Regions from separate parts of the Homo sapiens genome. Here region 2 is linked to region 1. Evidence: read pairs that join two places in POLR2A ChIA-PET (ENCODE). Cell type or tissue: A673. All regions are shown on one strand.

Region 1 (8,000 bases):
AAGTAGGAACGCAAAAAATTTATGGGGTGCCGGGTGCGGTGGCTCATGCCTGCAATCCCAGCACTTTGGGAGGCTAAGGTGGGCGGTCACTTGAGGTCAGGAGTATGAGACCAGCCTGGCCAATATGGTGAAACCCCGTCTCTACTAAAAATATAAAAATTAGCCGGGCGTGGTGGCACAAGCCTGTAGTCCCTGCTACTTGGGAGGCTGAGGCACGAGAATCGCTTGAACCCGAAAGGTGGAGGTTGCAGTGAGTCGAGATCATGTCACTGCACGCCAGCCTAGGCATCAGAGTGAGACTCTGTCTCAAAACGAAAAAAAAAAAAGTATGGAGGCGACCCCTGTGGAAGAGAAGGGGAAGGGGCAGAGGCAGAATCAGGCAGGCTAATCCAACAGGGAGTTCTGAGGCAAAAATTTCCCTTAAAGAAGTTCCTCATGGCCAGGCACGGTGGCTCATACCTCTAATCCCAGCACTTTGGGAGGCCAAGGCGAGTGGATCACCTGAGGTCAGGAGTTCAAGACTAGCCTGACCAACATGGAGAAAACCCATCTCTACTAAAAATACAAAATTAGCCAGGCGTGGTGGCGCATGCCTGTAATCCCAGCTACTTGAGAGGCTGAGGCAGGAGAATCACTTGAACCCAGGAGGAGGAGGTTGCAGTGAGCCAAGATCACACCATTGCACTCCAGCCTGGGCAGCAAGAGCGAAACTCTGTCTCAAAAAAAAAAAAAAAAAAAAAGAAGTTCCTCTCATTGGGTAGATATAGCCAGGCCTTGCTCAGTCATTGGCTGGGGACCACCCTGAGAAAAGCACAGGATAAAAACCTGAAGCTGATGCTGAAGACACTAACAGGTGGGGAGTGTCCACTTACCATACTCCTTGCAGCTGAGGGGTGGCTCCTTTCTAGAAGGGGGATCTAACTGACACATCTTCACAACTGCCACAGTTTACCTTGTGTGCCACATGGATCCACTTCATAAAAACACGTGGGAAGCATCTCCTCTAGGGCTCTGGTAGGCCTCTGTTCCCGAGGGAAAACAAAAGAGGGAGGTTATTGGGGCAAACTACAGCCTCCATAGCCACAGCTGATCTCGCAGCCACAACTGGTGCTCCTTTTTCTCTTTTCTTTTTAATTTTTGTTTGTTTGTTTAAGACAGGATCTTGCTCTGTCACCCAGGCTGGAGTGCAGTGGTGCAATCTTGGCTTACTGCAGCATCTACCTCCTGTGCTCAAGCAATCCTCCCACCTCAACATCCTGAGTAGCTTGGGACCATAGGTATGCGCCACCACGCTCAACTAATTTTTTTTTGTAGCGACGGGTGTCTCCTTATGTTGCCCAGACTGGTTCCGAACCCCTGAGTTCAAGCTGTCCTCCTGCCTTGGCTTACCAAGGTGCTAGGACATTTACAAGATACACAAGCAGTAAGGGTGCACCTAGCACAGCAGTGGTCCTCGGAAACCAAAAGTGTTCTCCCCACTGGAGGCCACATACAAGATTCCATCTGTATCTTTTTCCTTCTAGTAAAGCTCTCCTATAGTTAGGCTGGACTGTTTTTTGGTTTTTGTTTGTTTGTTTGTTTGTTTTTTGAGATGGAGTTCCGCTCTTGTTGCCCAGGCTGGAGTGCAATGGCACCATCTCGGCTCACTGCAACCTCTGCCTCCCAGGTTCAAGCGATTCTCCTGCCTCAGCCTCCCGAGTAGCTGGGGTTACAGGTATGTGCCACCATGCCTGGCCAATTTTTTGTATTTTTAGTAGAGACTGGGTGTTTCCATATTGGTAAGGCTGATCTCGAACTCCTGACCTCAGGTTATCCAGCTGCCTCGGCCTCCCAAAGTGCTGGGATTACAGGTATGAGCCACCATGCCTCACCAGGCTGGACTGTTTTATCCACAAACAGAAGATGCCTTTTCAGAAGGAAGATGGATCCTTTTTGTGATGATCCACAAGAACTGAGCCACAGATGGAACTGAATGGCTGTCAGATGGAACCAAGTTCTTCCGTTTGTCAGTGTCAACAATCTGAGAGCCTGAGACTTTTTTTTTCCACAATCACCGGAACCCGGTCAGGATATTTTACTCTGATCTTCGGGAACTGCACGCATCTGTTTTCTAGCGAGTGGTTCTCCTTGAACATCCACTTCAGGGTGGTGGCAGGGAGGGGACATAGCCGGCTCTAGAAACCACAGAGCTCAGCACAACCACCATGACAACAATGGCAGTGGCAACAACACACAGGCCTGTTCTTTACTCTTAAGGGAATGTCCTGACCACAGGATGTGCAGAAACTTTACTGAGGTAGAAAGTACCTAATTTTTTTACGGTTTATCTCGCTCTAGAGTGCATGTGCCTTACCAGCATTTCCAGCATGATAGTATTCTCTTACTAATCCTGGCCTGATCAGCATGATGTCATCAATGTAATGAATGAATCAACATGATATTCTGCAATTTGTCCAGATGGTCCCAATGTCTTCAGGCTATATTATGACAGATGGTCAAAGAATTAACATGGCCCTGGAGCACATTGTTGCTGATCTTCTTTCCTAACTGAGATAGAAGAGAACACATTTGCCAAATCAGTGGCTGCATACTGTGTACCAGAGACTGTATTATCTGTTTTAGGAAAGACACCACATCTGGCCAGGCAGCTGTGATCAGGTCTATTTCTTGGTTGAACGTTAGTCTCCAGGATCTGTCTGGTTTTTGCAAGGACCAGACCAGCAAATTAAACAGAGGTAGGTTAGGGACCAGCATGCCTGCATCTTTAAGAGTGGCCCTAACTTCTGCCATCCCTCTCCAGGATTATACTGGTTTTGATTCACTATCTTGGTGGGAGGGAGGCAGTTTGGGAGGCTTCTACCAGACCTTCCCCATTATCATAGCCCCCACCAACAGGTACAGCCTGTGGGTTACTCTGCCACAGTGTCAATCCCAATGAGATATTTGGGGACCAGGGAAATATTCACCAGGTAGTTTCATAGACCACTGGACTCACTCCTGGGCCAGGGCTTCATTTACTGGCCCCTGTAGGCCCCCCCTCTAACACAGCCCATGATGATGTTTCCAGTCATTGGGTATCTGTGTCAACTTGGACCCTGTCTCCAGAAGTTCCTGGAATGTTGGAGTAAATCCCTCACTCCAGTGAACAGTCACTCATGTCTTCCACAGAAGAACTGGAGAAATCACTATGTATTGCAGGGTTCTTGGTACTGGGATCTGGCCATCTCTTAAAGCAATGGGCACTAGGTCTGAAAACTGATTTAGGTGCAGAAACTGGGCAAGAGAGATCCTTTTGGGTAACTGCCCTCAACCTCCTGCTCATCTACCCTTGCTCTATTTTGATCATGTACATTAAGCAGTGCCTGTTGGCTGCCCAGCTATTTTGCCCCCAGGGATGTTGTTTTCTATTAACCATAACTGTGGACATTGTGACCCTCTGGCTTTTGGTGGTGAAGTGCTACCACCTGGCCTCTGTTGTTCAGGTCTTTTCATCGCCATTGCTATTCGTGAGCCAAATTATGTGACTGCTTCACTGACCATTAACCCTGGCCTGTGGAGGAGAGCCACACTGAACTTCATCACCATGCTAGGGCCCCTGCCATCATCATATTACTAATGCTCTTGGTAAATGTGTGTCCTTTGAGCTTTCCTGGAGAACATACTCCTTATTTTGGCCCCGTGTAATTTATCCATTCCAGCATTCCCACTTCCTGAGCCTTTTACTCCCTTTCTCTTCCCTATACCATGGGAAGCATTTTAATACAGTCTCTGTGAGGGCCATTGCTTTTTTCAGGCTTCTAGGAGTACCCTGGTAGCAAGTTTCATCATCCCCTGGATGCAGCCTCACTCCTTGCATTCAGTAGCAAATTCTTTAAGGGGGATCTGAGCAGTTCGTGTCCTGATCTGCTATGAGTACCCTTTTTGGTATTGTACATTATATCAATTATGGCCAATTATCCTTATTTTCAACTCCCGAGTGGCTAGACAGGAAAAAGAAAGAAATGATGTGAGGAAAGTTGGGAAGCTCTGCACAGTGATCCCTGAGAGCCCTGGCACCACTTTAGGAGACGTGGTAGGTCACTCTGTACATGTTCTTCCTCAGCAAGGGGGGTTTTCCCAAAAGGGACACAAGAAGAAATCTTACTCAGTGGAGTAAATGGAAAGAAGAGGGAGCATGTCTGTCTGGTTCCTTCCTATTTCTCCTTTCCTCAGAGTCAAGTTTCACCCCACAGGGAGTTCACGCTTCCATGTTGCCTCATCCAGCCCTTCAGGAAGCCAGAGTCTGTGCTCCAGTGTGGCATTTCAGCCAACCTAGAAATGAAGGGTGACTTAGCACAGAGAGGTTCAACAAGTGGGGCATGCAGGCCACTGATCTCTGCAAGGGCAGCAGTGCCGGGGTGCTCTGGGATACAGGCAGTGCCTTCGGAAAGAAGGGCAATTGAAGACAGTTGAGAAGGTGAACAAAGTTTACATCTAACAAATTTTAAAGTTTTATTATTTTTATTTTTATATTCTTGGGGTCTCACTATTTTGCCCAGGCTGGAGTGCAGCAGCTATTTGCAGGCTGAATCCCACTACTGATCAGTACTGGAGTTTTATTTTATTTAATTAACTTATTTATTTTGAGACAGAGTCTTGCTCTATTGCTCAGGCTGGAGTGCAGTGTTGCGATCTCGGCTCACTGCAGTCTCGACCTCCCAGGCTCAATCGATCCTGCCACCTCAGCCTCTGGAGTAGCTGGGACTACCTGTAGGTGCGTGCCACCACGCCCAGGTAATCTTTTATTTTTTGTAGATACCAGTTATCCTATGTTGCCCAGGCTGGTCTCCAACTCCTGGGCTCAAGCAATCCTCCCACCTCAGCCTCCCTAAGTGCTGAGATTACAGGTGTGAGTCACTGTGCCCAGCCAACCTGGACTATTCTAAATTTTAACAGTGCCTAAGAGAATCATGCTTAATTAAAAACTAGCTGGACGTGGTGGCTTACGCCTGTAATCCCAGCACTTTGGGAGGCCGAGATGGGCGGATCCCTTGATTCCAGGAGTTCAAGTCCAACCTGGGCAGCACGAAGAAACCCTCATCTCTACCAAAAATACAAAAATTAGCCAGGCATTGTGGTGTATACCTGTAGTCCCAGCTGCTTGGGAGGATGAGGCAGGAGGATTGCTGGAGCCTGGGAGGTGGAGGTTGCAAAAAAATAATGACTTTTAGTGTTACTGCAGATGCAACGCATGTTCACTGTAGACCAATTTAAAACTATAGATAAACCAAAACAACAAACTTTTTCTTTTTTTTAAGAGACGGAGTCTCGCTCTGTTGCCCAGGCTGGAGTGCAGTGGTGCAATCTCGGCTCGCTGCAACCTCAGCCTCCCAGGTTCTAGCAACTCCTGCCTCAGCCTCTTGAGTAGCTGGGACTACAGGCGCACACCACCACACCCATCTAATTTTTTGTATTTTAGTAGAGACGGGGTTTCACCTTGTTATCCACTGTGGTCTCAAACTCCTGAGCTCAGACAATCCGCCCGCCTCGCCTCCCAAAGCGCTAGGATTACAGGGGTGAGCCACCACACCCGGCCAAGAAACTTTAAATACTACCTAGAGACAATCCCTTTTAAAACTTTAGTGTATGTCTTTTTATACCATTTTCTAGGCTTCTAGGCTCATTTGCAAAAATGAGATACCACTGTAAATACTTAATCTGTAAATTATCTTTTTCAGGAGTCTCTCTGAGTCTTCTGGCTCAGGGAGCTGTCCTATAACATAAATAAGTAAATTTTTTTTTACAATGGTTGTTGAAGATACTAATAAATATTCAGGGCTGGGCACAGTGGTTTATAGCTGTAATCCCACCACTTCGGGAGGTCAAGGTGGGAGGATTGCTTTAGCCCAGGAGTTTGAGACCAGCCTGGGGAACATAATGAGACCCATCTGTAAAAAAAGAAAATTAAATTCACCTTTAGTATTATCTTATTAAAATTCCATTGTGCATTTACACAATCATTTACCTTATCAGTCCCTTCAGAAGAACATTTAAGTTGTTATCACTTACATCCTTGCAGCTAAATCTTTGAGTACATCCTAATACCTGTCTGTTTTTAATGACCTATCTAAGGAATCCTTTGAAACCTATACACTTAACCACTGTGTTAGCTAAGAGCCTCCAAAAAGGCTGGGTGTGGCGGCTCATGCCTATAATCCCAGCACTTTGGGAGTCCGAGGCGAGTGAATCACTTGAGGTCAGGAGTTCGAGACCAGCCGGGCCAACATGGTGAAACCCCGTCTCTACAAAAAATGCAAAAATTAGTTGGGCATGGTGGCTCACTCCTGTAGTCCTGGCTACTCAGGAGGATAAGTGGAAGGATGGCTTAAGCTCAGGAGGTAGAGATTGCAATGAGCCAAGATTGTGCCACTGCACTACAACCTGGGCAACAGAGCCAGACCCTGTCTCAAAAAAAAAAAAAAAATCCTCCAAGAAGCAGTCACAAAAATGGGATCAGATGTGCAAGAGATTTTGGTAGGGGAAATGCCTATGGAGGAAAATGAGAAGGAAGCTGGAGCAAGAACAGAGCAAGGATGATCCAGGTCAGACCCATATGAAGGAGAGGGAGAGGAAAGGAAATTTCAGTAAGAAGCATGTTAAGAGTAGAGTCCATCTAAGAAAGTTTTCACTAGGCCAATGGGGAATCCTCAAGGCAAAGTTACCTGAATTTTGAGTCTCACAGAAGCAGGCCTGCCTGTCTTCCTGCCACACTCAGTCATTGGCTGAGAGCAGCCTAGGGGAGTGTGGTGGATTCCAAATGCAGCAGTCAGGGCCCTCAGTCTGTCATGCTGGGAGATCTGAAAGGAACGTTCTCATGGCTGCCACGAACACCATCTGTGCTTTAAAAAGATTTGGTACTACTCATTCACTGATTCATGACACATTGAGAACACAAATATGAATAGGGATGTGGTGTTTACATTCTAGTAATTCACTTCAGTTTGAGTGGATTATTACAAATAGTTTTTTCAGAAGTAGACTTTCAGAATCTCCTAAGCAGATTTTCAGAGTGTGGCTTCATTATGTTGTTTGAAATAATTTTTCAAATTCCAAGCTAAATAATAAATGGAGTTTGAGTTCTTCCTCACTTTGTAGTACTCCTTTCTCTATTCATCTTACCTAATGTAAAAAATCTGAATATAACTTAATAAAGTTTAGAACTGAAAGCACCTGTGCAAAATTATGACAGAGAACTCTGACATAGTTGACTCCATCTTGCTTCTGACCTCCAAGCTGTCCTTGGTCATTCTTGTGCATAGGCCAAGCTAACGTTGGGAGAAATTTGTAGTTTAACTTGAAAGCAAGGATGATAAACAGTCTCTCCCTCCCTCCTTGCTCAGGGACTGACAACTGCCTTTGTAAGACTAATGAAAGGCCGAAAGATTAGGATTATGGGAGGGGTCTGAACTCTGATAAAATGTAGTATAGTTTGTATAATCCCTTACTGCTCAGGATTCATGTGGCCAGAGGTCACAAGGTAGGTATAGTCTCTACAGTCTCTTACAGCTCAGGAGTCATGCGGTCAGAGGTCACAAGATTTGTGACTTCCCCAATTGCTCCTATAGATAACATCACTATTGTAGAACCTAAAATGGGTTTTTTGAGAGATTTTTCAGACTTGATCCCACCTGGCCTGGTGACTCAACTGGTTCTATGGCCCCATCCAGAGGCAGACTCAGCACAAGGACCATTTTCCAAACGCCTATGATTTCCATCCCCAACCAATCAGCAGCACCGATTCCCTAGCCCCGTCACCAAATTGTCCATAAAAACTCTAACCTGAAAGCCTTTGGGGAGACTGATTTGAGTGATAACCCCAGTTCTCCCATGTGGTTGGTCTCATGTCAATTAAACTCTTGCTCTACTGCAGTGAATTCATTTTATCTGTGCAGTGGGCAAGAAGAACCCATCTGGCAATTACAGAACCTAGAACAATAACAGCATTTCTAAAAAGTGTTTTC
Region 2 (8,000 bases), 340 kb before region 1:
GAACATCTCCCTCTCTGCACCTAAACTACATTGGTTTAAAGTTTATGTAATAAGCCTTACCTTTGTTTAAGATGATTTTTCAGCCAGGCATGGTGGCTCACACCTGTAATCCCTGCACTTTGGGAGGCTGAGGTGGGAGGATCACCTGAGGTGGGGAGTTTGAGACCAGCCTGACCAAAGTGGAGAAACCCCGTCTCTACTAAAAATACAAAATAAGCCCAGCATGGTGGCGCATGCCTGTAATCCCAGCTACCCGGGAGGCTGAGGCAGGAGAATCGCTTGAATCCGGGAGGCGGAGGTTGTGGTGAGCCGAGATGGCACCATTGCACTCCAGCCTGGGCAACAAGAGGGAAACTCAGTCTCAAAAAAAAAAAGAAAGATCTGTACGTATATACGTTTATATTACGCGTATGGGATATTTCACTACCAAAATATACAAAAGAGCTCCAATTAATTGGATCTAAAAAAAAAAGTAAGCACTTGGCCGGGCATGGTGGCTCACGCCTGTAATCTCAGCACTTCGGAAGGTCGAGGCGGGCGGATCACGAGGTCAGGAGATTGAGACCAGCTTGGCCAATATGGTGAAACCCCATCTCTACTAAAAATACATAAAAAATTAGCCAGGCATGGTGATGCACGCCTGAATCCCAGCTACTCAGGAGGCTGAGGCAGAAGAATCTCTGGAACCCGGGAGGCGGAGATTGCAGCGAGCCGAGATCGTGCCACTGCACTCCAGCCTGGGTGACAGAGGGAGACTCCGTCTCAAAAAAAAAAAAAAAAAAAAAAAGTAAGCACTTAAATACTTTATCAGAAAAATAGAAACTAACTAAAATGTTCAGTTCATATGACTTGAGTAAATCTTTAGTAAAGAAGAACCACTTTAATATTATTGGTTTAATGAAAACAGCTATGTCTTCGGATCAGCAAAATACCCATGTATTTACCTTTAGGGTTTTTGCTTAGGTGGCAGCTGCCTAACATTTGCAGGCTGTAAAAATGATTAACACGGAAATAACATGAGATGATGGCTAGCTTTGTTTAATGAACAATTCAAGCATAATTGTTAAAAGTGAGTAAGTTAAATGAATAGAAACAAAAGTTTATCAGTGTACTCATTTGTATAGTGGTGAGTTTTTGAAAAATTTATAAATGAACTTTTCAAAAATCTTTTTCAGTAACTTGACTTTTTTTTTTTTTTAAGGTGGAATCTTGCTCTGTCACCCAGGCTGGAGTGCAGTGGAGCGATCTTAGCTCACTGCAACCTCTGCCTCCCAGGTTCAAGAGATTCTCCCGCCTCAGCCTCCCAAGTAGCTGGGATTACATTACAGGTATGCACCACCACACCTGGCTAATTTTTGTACTTTTAGTAGAGACGGGGTTTCACCATGTTAGCCAGGCTGGTCTTGATCCCCTGACCTCAAGTGATCCACCCACCTCAGCCTCTCAAAGTGCCGGGATTACAGGCATGAGCCACTGTGCCCAGCTTCAGTAAATTAATATTAAAGTCATGTTATAATTAAGTAGTAGATGTTCATGAAATGTCTGAGTCATCTCTAAGTAAAAATACTAAAACATTAATCATTAAATATAAGTTTAAATCTATATACTTTGATATCTTATTTTTATATGGTATAGAAAAGCTAAATATATTTAGACCTGTTAATAAACAAAAATAAATTGAGATATCTTTCTAAAAATTATAAAATGGTTTTCATCCATCTATCAGTAATGATATAAAACAGTTCAAAATTACTTCCTAAGTTTTCCACCAGAAATTCAGTTTGCTAAAAGTTAAAAATAGTAGTTCATATATGCAATTGAAACTACTAGATGTAAGAGAAACAATTCTGTATACAGAGTGAGTAAGAAAAATAGGATGTGTTTTTGGTAAAGAAGGTTATAAAGAAGATATGAAAGTGAGGTTTCTGTTAAGGGAAAACTAATTTTGTCTAGAGGCTTTTAAAGGGTGTTTTAAGTTGAAAGGACAAAAGAAAGAATGATGGATAAAACTACATGAACACAGAAACTTAAAGAAAGAGAAAGTGAAAAATTCTAAGTAAGTGGTTATGAGAAGTTTATAGAAATCTTATCTTGGTTTTTTTATTTAAAAAAATTATTTTGGTGGAGATGAGGTCTCACTATGTTGCCCAGGTTGCTCTCGAACTCCTGGGGTCAAGCAATCCTCCCACAGCAGTCTCCCAAAGTGCTGGGATTACAGGCATTAGCCACTATGCTCAGCCAGAAATACTATTTTGTGTGGTCAAAGATGATTGAGATTGGATGGATTAGCATTTCCATTGTGCAAATCACTCAGTCTTCCAGACTGGTAGAATGAATACACGGAATAGTGAAAAGTCAGTTGAAAGCTTAAAGAAAAATTTAACTTTCCCTGGCCTAAGGATCTTCCATTTGCTTAACTTACATTCTACCCTGTTTGGAAAACATCAGCTTTCTGCCTTTGAAATGGGAATGGGACTACCCGTGCACCTGGATAAAGGAGCCTATGAACTAGCTCTCCTTAAAAGTTGTAAACTAGGCCAGACATGGTGGCTTACGCCTGTAATCTCAGCACTTTGGGAGGCCGAGCGGGTGGATCATGAGGTCAGGAGTTCGAAACGAGCCTGGCCAACATGGTGAAACCCTGTCTCTACTAAAAGTACAAAATTTAGGTGTGGTGGAATGCAACTGCAATCCCAGCTCCTTGGGAGGCTGAGGCAGGAGAATTGCTTGAACCCGGGAGGAGGAGGAGGTTGCAGTGAGCCAAAATCGTGCCACTGCACTCCATTCTGGGAGACAGAGCAAGACTCCATCTCAAAAAAAAAAAAAAAGAGTTGGGCCAGGCACGGTGGCTCACGCCTGTAATCTTATCACTTTGGGAGGCTGAGGTGGGTGGATCATGAGGTCAAGCATTCAAGACCAGCCTGGTCAAGAAGATGAAACCCTGTCTCTACTAAAAATACAAAAATTAGCTGGGCATGGTGGCAGGCACCTGTAATCCCTGCTACTTGGGAGGCTGAGGCAGAGAATTGCCTGAACCTGGGAGGCGGAGGTTGCAGTGACCCGAGATCGCACCACTGCACTCCGACAGGGCGAGACTCCATCTCAAAAACAAAACAAAACAAACAAAAAAAACAGTTGTAAACTAAAAATCCAAAGTCCCTTACCAACTGAATGGACCCCCTCTTGTCCAAGGGGACCCCAGAGAAACCTTAACAACTGAACTCCCAAGGGCTGGGCGTGGTGGCTCACGCCTGCAATCCCAGCACTTTGGGAGGTCAAGGCAGGCGGATCACAAGGTCAGGAGATCAAGACCATCCCCGTCTCTGCTAAAAATACAAAAAAATTAGCCGGGCGTGGTGGCAGGCGCCTGTAGTCCCAGCTACTCAGGAGGCTGAGGCAGGAGAATAGCATCAACCTGGGAGGCGGAGCTTGCAGTGAGCTGAGATCACGCCACTGCACTCCAGCCTGGGCGACAGAGTGAGACTCGGTCAGAAAAAAAAAAAAAAATGAACTCCCAGTCAAAACAGGAAGAGAGGTCAAGCACGCCTCATTATATTCCCTCCCTTTTGGAGTTTAGGCACAACAATTGACCAGCATTAATGTTAAAATAGAGATTATAAGACTGAAAAAACAGACTCTTTGTGGCAATAAGATATCAAATTATAAACAAGACCTAAGACTATGGAAGGAAAGGGTTAAGTCATGTCTGCAAGCCATCCATCTTGCTACATAGCATGCTTAACTTAAAACGTGCCTTTCTGGCCGAGTGTGGTGGCTCACACCTGTAATCCTAGCCCTTTGGGAGGTTGAGGTGGGCAGATCACCTGAGGTCAGGAGTTCGAGACCAGCCTGACCAACATGGTGAAACCCCATCTCTACTTAAAAGACAAAATTAGCAGGGCGTGGTGGTGCATGCCTGTAATCCCAGCTACTCGGGAGGCTGAGGCAGGAGAATCACTTGAACCCACGAGGCAGAGGTTGCAGTGAGCCAAGATTGTGCCATTGCACTCCAGCCTGGGTGAGAGAGCAAAAATCTGTCTCAAAAAAAAAAAATCCCTTTGTGTTGACTTCAAGTTTTAGACAGAGCCCTACTCTTTTGGTCAACTGCAAATTAAAGAATCTCTGAATCCACCCTTAACCTGTAAGCCCCTGCTTTAGATATCCCACCTTTTCTTTTCTTTTCTTTTTTTTTTTTTTTTGAGATGGAGTCTCGCTCTGTTGCCAGGATGGAGCACAGTGACATGATCTTGGCTCACTGCAAACTCTGCCTGCCGAGTTCAAGCGATTCTCATGCCTCAGCCTCCCGAGTAGCGGGGACAACAGGCGTGAGCCACCACACCCAGCTAATTTTTGCATTTTTAGTAGAGATGGGGTTTCACCATGTTGGCCAGGATGGTCTCCATCTCCTGACCTCGTGATCCTCCTGCCTCAGCCTCCCAAAGTGCTGGGACTACAGGCGTGAGCCACTGCACTGGCCTAGATATCCCACCTTTTCATACAGAACCATGTATACCTTCCATGTATTGATTTATGTCTTCACCTATAACTCCTGCCTCCCTGAAATACATAAAACCAAACAGTAATCCAGGCTTTGGTACAAGTTCTCAGGATTCCTGAGGTTGTGTTTTCCTGGGCCATGTTCACTCATGTTAGCTCAGAATAAAACTCTTGAAAATATTTTACAGAGCTTGGTTTTTCCATTAACAAGGTGGTATTCTTCATTATTGCAAGGCCTGATAAGTTTCTCACTGAAAATTCTAAATTAATTAAGGATTATTTTAACAGCAAGCTCCCAGCGGGAGACAAAAACATCAAAGATCATGGACTCCAACCTGAAGATTTTGTTTAATGGAAAATGCCAAAAGAAAGAAAGAAAGAGAGAGAGAGAGAAAGAAAGAAAGAGAAAGGAAGGAAGGAAGGAAGAAGGGAGGGAGGGAAGGAAGGAAGGAAGGAAGGAAGGAAAGAAGGAAGAAAAGAAAATGCTATCAAATAAAGGACTTGTTCCAACAACTACATTAGAAGGGACACTATTAGGCAGCCCTGCCTGAGTGGACATCTTCCTCAGTGGAGATCTCCAATACTTTGTTCTTTAGACCAGGACAAGAAATAGGTTACAATATTCATTTGGTTATCTTCAGGAATAGGAATACTTTTCATATTTGTATTTCAAGATGTTTTGTTGATAACTGTCCTTATTTGTGTCATATTTTAAATGCCTGAATTAATTATGCTTTGTATTTCTAGATGTCTAAAGTTTACCACAAAAGTTTATAACAAAAAAACTAATCATGATAGCTAGATGCTTAGAAATGAGCTAACATGCCTCAACTCCAGTGTAAGTAAACGGCCCGACTAAGATCCTATTACTCTGACCCTTTATTGTTCAATTCAGTCCCTGAATTGTTGCCAACTGATTCAGCCTTGGAACTTCTTAAGCCGTAGTACTTCTGCTCTTTCCCTCTGACATGGGACAAGATTATCTGGGAATGAGTCTTCCCAGCAACATGGGACAAACTTAAATCTAAAATATTGATCATTAGTGCTTTCAGAAGAGAACCATTCTGATCAAAAGGAGGAAATGAGAAAAATAGCTCAGAGCAGCCTAAGATATGTGAAGTATGCAAAATTCATCAGGCCTGGAGAGACAGGAGTATGGGATTTCGGTCACATCTCACAGCACCCATTCCCAGGGGCAATTCTTTTTTTTTTTTTTGAGATGGTATCTTGCTCTGTCCCCAGGCTGGAGTGCAGTGGCGCAGTCTCAGCTCACTGCAACCTCCACTCCTGGGTTCAAGCGATTCTCTTGCCTCAGCCTCCCAAGTAGCTGGGATTACAGGTGTGCAGCACCACGCCGGGTTAATTTTTGTATTTTTAGTAGCCAGGGGCAATTATTTAAAAGCATTTTATTTCTGACAGCTGCCTTACCCGCTATCTTCATGTTCCTGGAATTTGTGATACAAAGAACAATGTATAGCCAACCAATAGCTTGTTATTGTAACATAAATTCTTGATAAACAACTTAGGAACTGCCTCTTCTTTTTCCTTTAAAAACCCATTTGTGGCCAGGTGCGGTGGCTCACACCTGTAATCCCAGCACTTTGGGAAGCTGAGGTGGGTGGATCACCTGAGGCCAGGAGTTCGAGACCAGCCTGGGCAACATAGTGAAACCCTGTCTCTACTAAAAATACAAAAATTAGCCAGGCACACACCTGTAATCCCAGCTACTTGGGAAGCTGAGGCACAAGCATCGCTTGAACCCGGGAGGCGGAGGCTGCAGTGTGCCGATATCATGCCACTGCACTCCAGCCCGGATGACAAGACAACAGCGAAACTCTGTCTCAAAAAAAAAAAAAAAAAAAAAGAAAGAAAGAAAAACCATTAGTAACTACTGCTAATAGGAGCATATATTCAGAGCAACTTGAATCTATGCTCCTGGGTTGCAGTCCTCAAACTAGGGCCAAATAAACTTTCTACTTATATTAATTTTGCCTCAGTTTTTTCCTTTAGGGTCACACTATTTACTCATTTCATGTGATTTTATTCACAACCAAGAGTATATATCTCTTCCCTTTCCAAAAATAAAATGACTGAGGCCAAAAATATCAAATGCAGCAAGAAAAATAAAATGTTCTGGTGATTTCCACATTATGAAACATGCAAAAATCTTGTATGATATATATGATTTTATTAGTTAAAATTAGGCAATGGGTCATCCCTGGCATGTGTGTAATGGGAAGTAGAAAATAATTCCCCAAAATATGGCACTTTGGCATGCTGAGTGCTTTTAAAAATTAAAAGACCTGGCCAGGCACGGCAGCTCATGCCTGTAATCCCAGCATTTTGGGAGGCCGAGGAGGGCGGATCACCTGAAGTCAGGAGTTTGAGAGCAGCCTGGCCAACATGGCGAAACCCCGTCTCTACTAAAAATACAAAAATTAGCCGGGTGAGGTAGCGCCTGCCTGTAATCCCAGCTACTCAGGAGGCTGAGGCAGTAGAATCACCTGAACCCAGGAGGTGGAGGTTGCAGTGAGCCGAGATCATGCTGCTGCACTCCATCCAGCCTGGGTGAGAGAGAGAGATTTCATCTCAAAAAAAAAAAAAAAGAAAAAAAAGAAAGAAAAGAAAAGAAAAAGGCCTTGGAAATAAGGCTCAGAATCAAAGTCCTCCTAATCTTGTCTTGTTTTTTTCCCACTCCAAGGTCAGGGAGGAACTCTGAAATTTCCTAACCTGACCAAGAAAGCATCTTACCAAAGAAACAATTGCCTTTTACTCCTTTCTAAAGTCTTATCTACTTTGAAAAAGAAGACTGAGGTATGCAACCACACCAGGATGGACTTTTTTTTGAGACAGAGTCTCGCTCTGTCACCCAGGCAGGAGTACAGTGGCACACTCTCGGCTCACTGCAACCTCCGACTCCCAGGTTCAAGCAATTCTCCTGCCTCAGCCTCCCAAGTTGCTGGGATTACAGGTGCCTGCCACCATGCCTGGCTAATTTTTGGAATTTTTAGTACAGATGGGGTTTCACCATGTTGGCCAGGCTGGTCTCGAACTCCTCACCTTAGGTGATCCACCCACCTTGGCCTCCCAAAGTGCTGAGATTACAGGCGTGAGCCACCTCGCCTGGACTTTTTCTTTTTTCTTTTTTCTTTTTTTTTAGAAGCTAATGCCTGCCTCTCAGCCTCCTTCAAATTCCAAAGAAAATAATTTACAAGTTAATTTCAGTCTCCTGGGTCCGTTTATTCTTCCTAATAATCATTTACTGCCCTTCAAAAAAATTGTCTACACTTTCCATTTCCTTCTTCCCCTATCAAGAACAGGCATAGGCTGGGTGCGGTGGCTCACACCTGTAATCCCAGAACTTTGGGAGGCCGAGGTGGGTGGATCATGAGGTCAGGAGATCGAGACCATCCTGGATAACAGGTGAATCCCTGTCTCTACTGAAAATACAAAAAATTAGCTGGGCATTGTGGCACATGCCTGTAGTGCCAGCTACTCAGGAG

Evidence for each region. ChIA-PET counts read pairs that join two places held together with the same protein. Peaks named below come from ENCODE experiments on the same cell type or tissue, not always from the same donor. Only the 100,000 strongest peaks of a DNase experiment are listed, where the experiment ranks them.
Region 2: POLR2A ChIA-PET joins it to region 1 with 14 read pairs; 3 of 35 experiments call an interaction of 5 or more read pairs at or near these places.

What each region holds. Positions count from the first base shown.
Region 1 is chr5:79,224,047-79,232,046 of GRCh38, reverse strand. The region is part of intron 1 of LOC124901011 (a long non-coding RNA gene); the gene reads left to right. Among named protein-coding and RNA genes, the nearest start is that of JMY, 8.1 kb to the left of the region's middle. RefSeq lists an enhancer at 2,271-2,350. In A673, no CTCF peak of the experiment used is centred here; no DNase peak of the experiment used is centred here.
Region 2 is chr5:79,565,768-79,573,767 of GRCh38, reverse strand. All of the region lies in intron 1 of LOC105379047 (a long non-coding RNA gene), which reads right to left. Among named protein-coding and RNA genes, the nearest start is that of TENT2, 43 kb to the left of the region's middle. In A673, no CTCF peak of the experiment used is centred here; DNase peaks (open chromatin) are centred at 4,787 and 5,397; H3K27ac peaks cover 1,618 bases; H3K27me3 peaks cover 3,667 bases.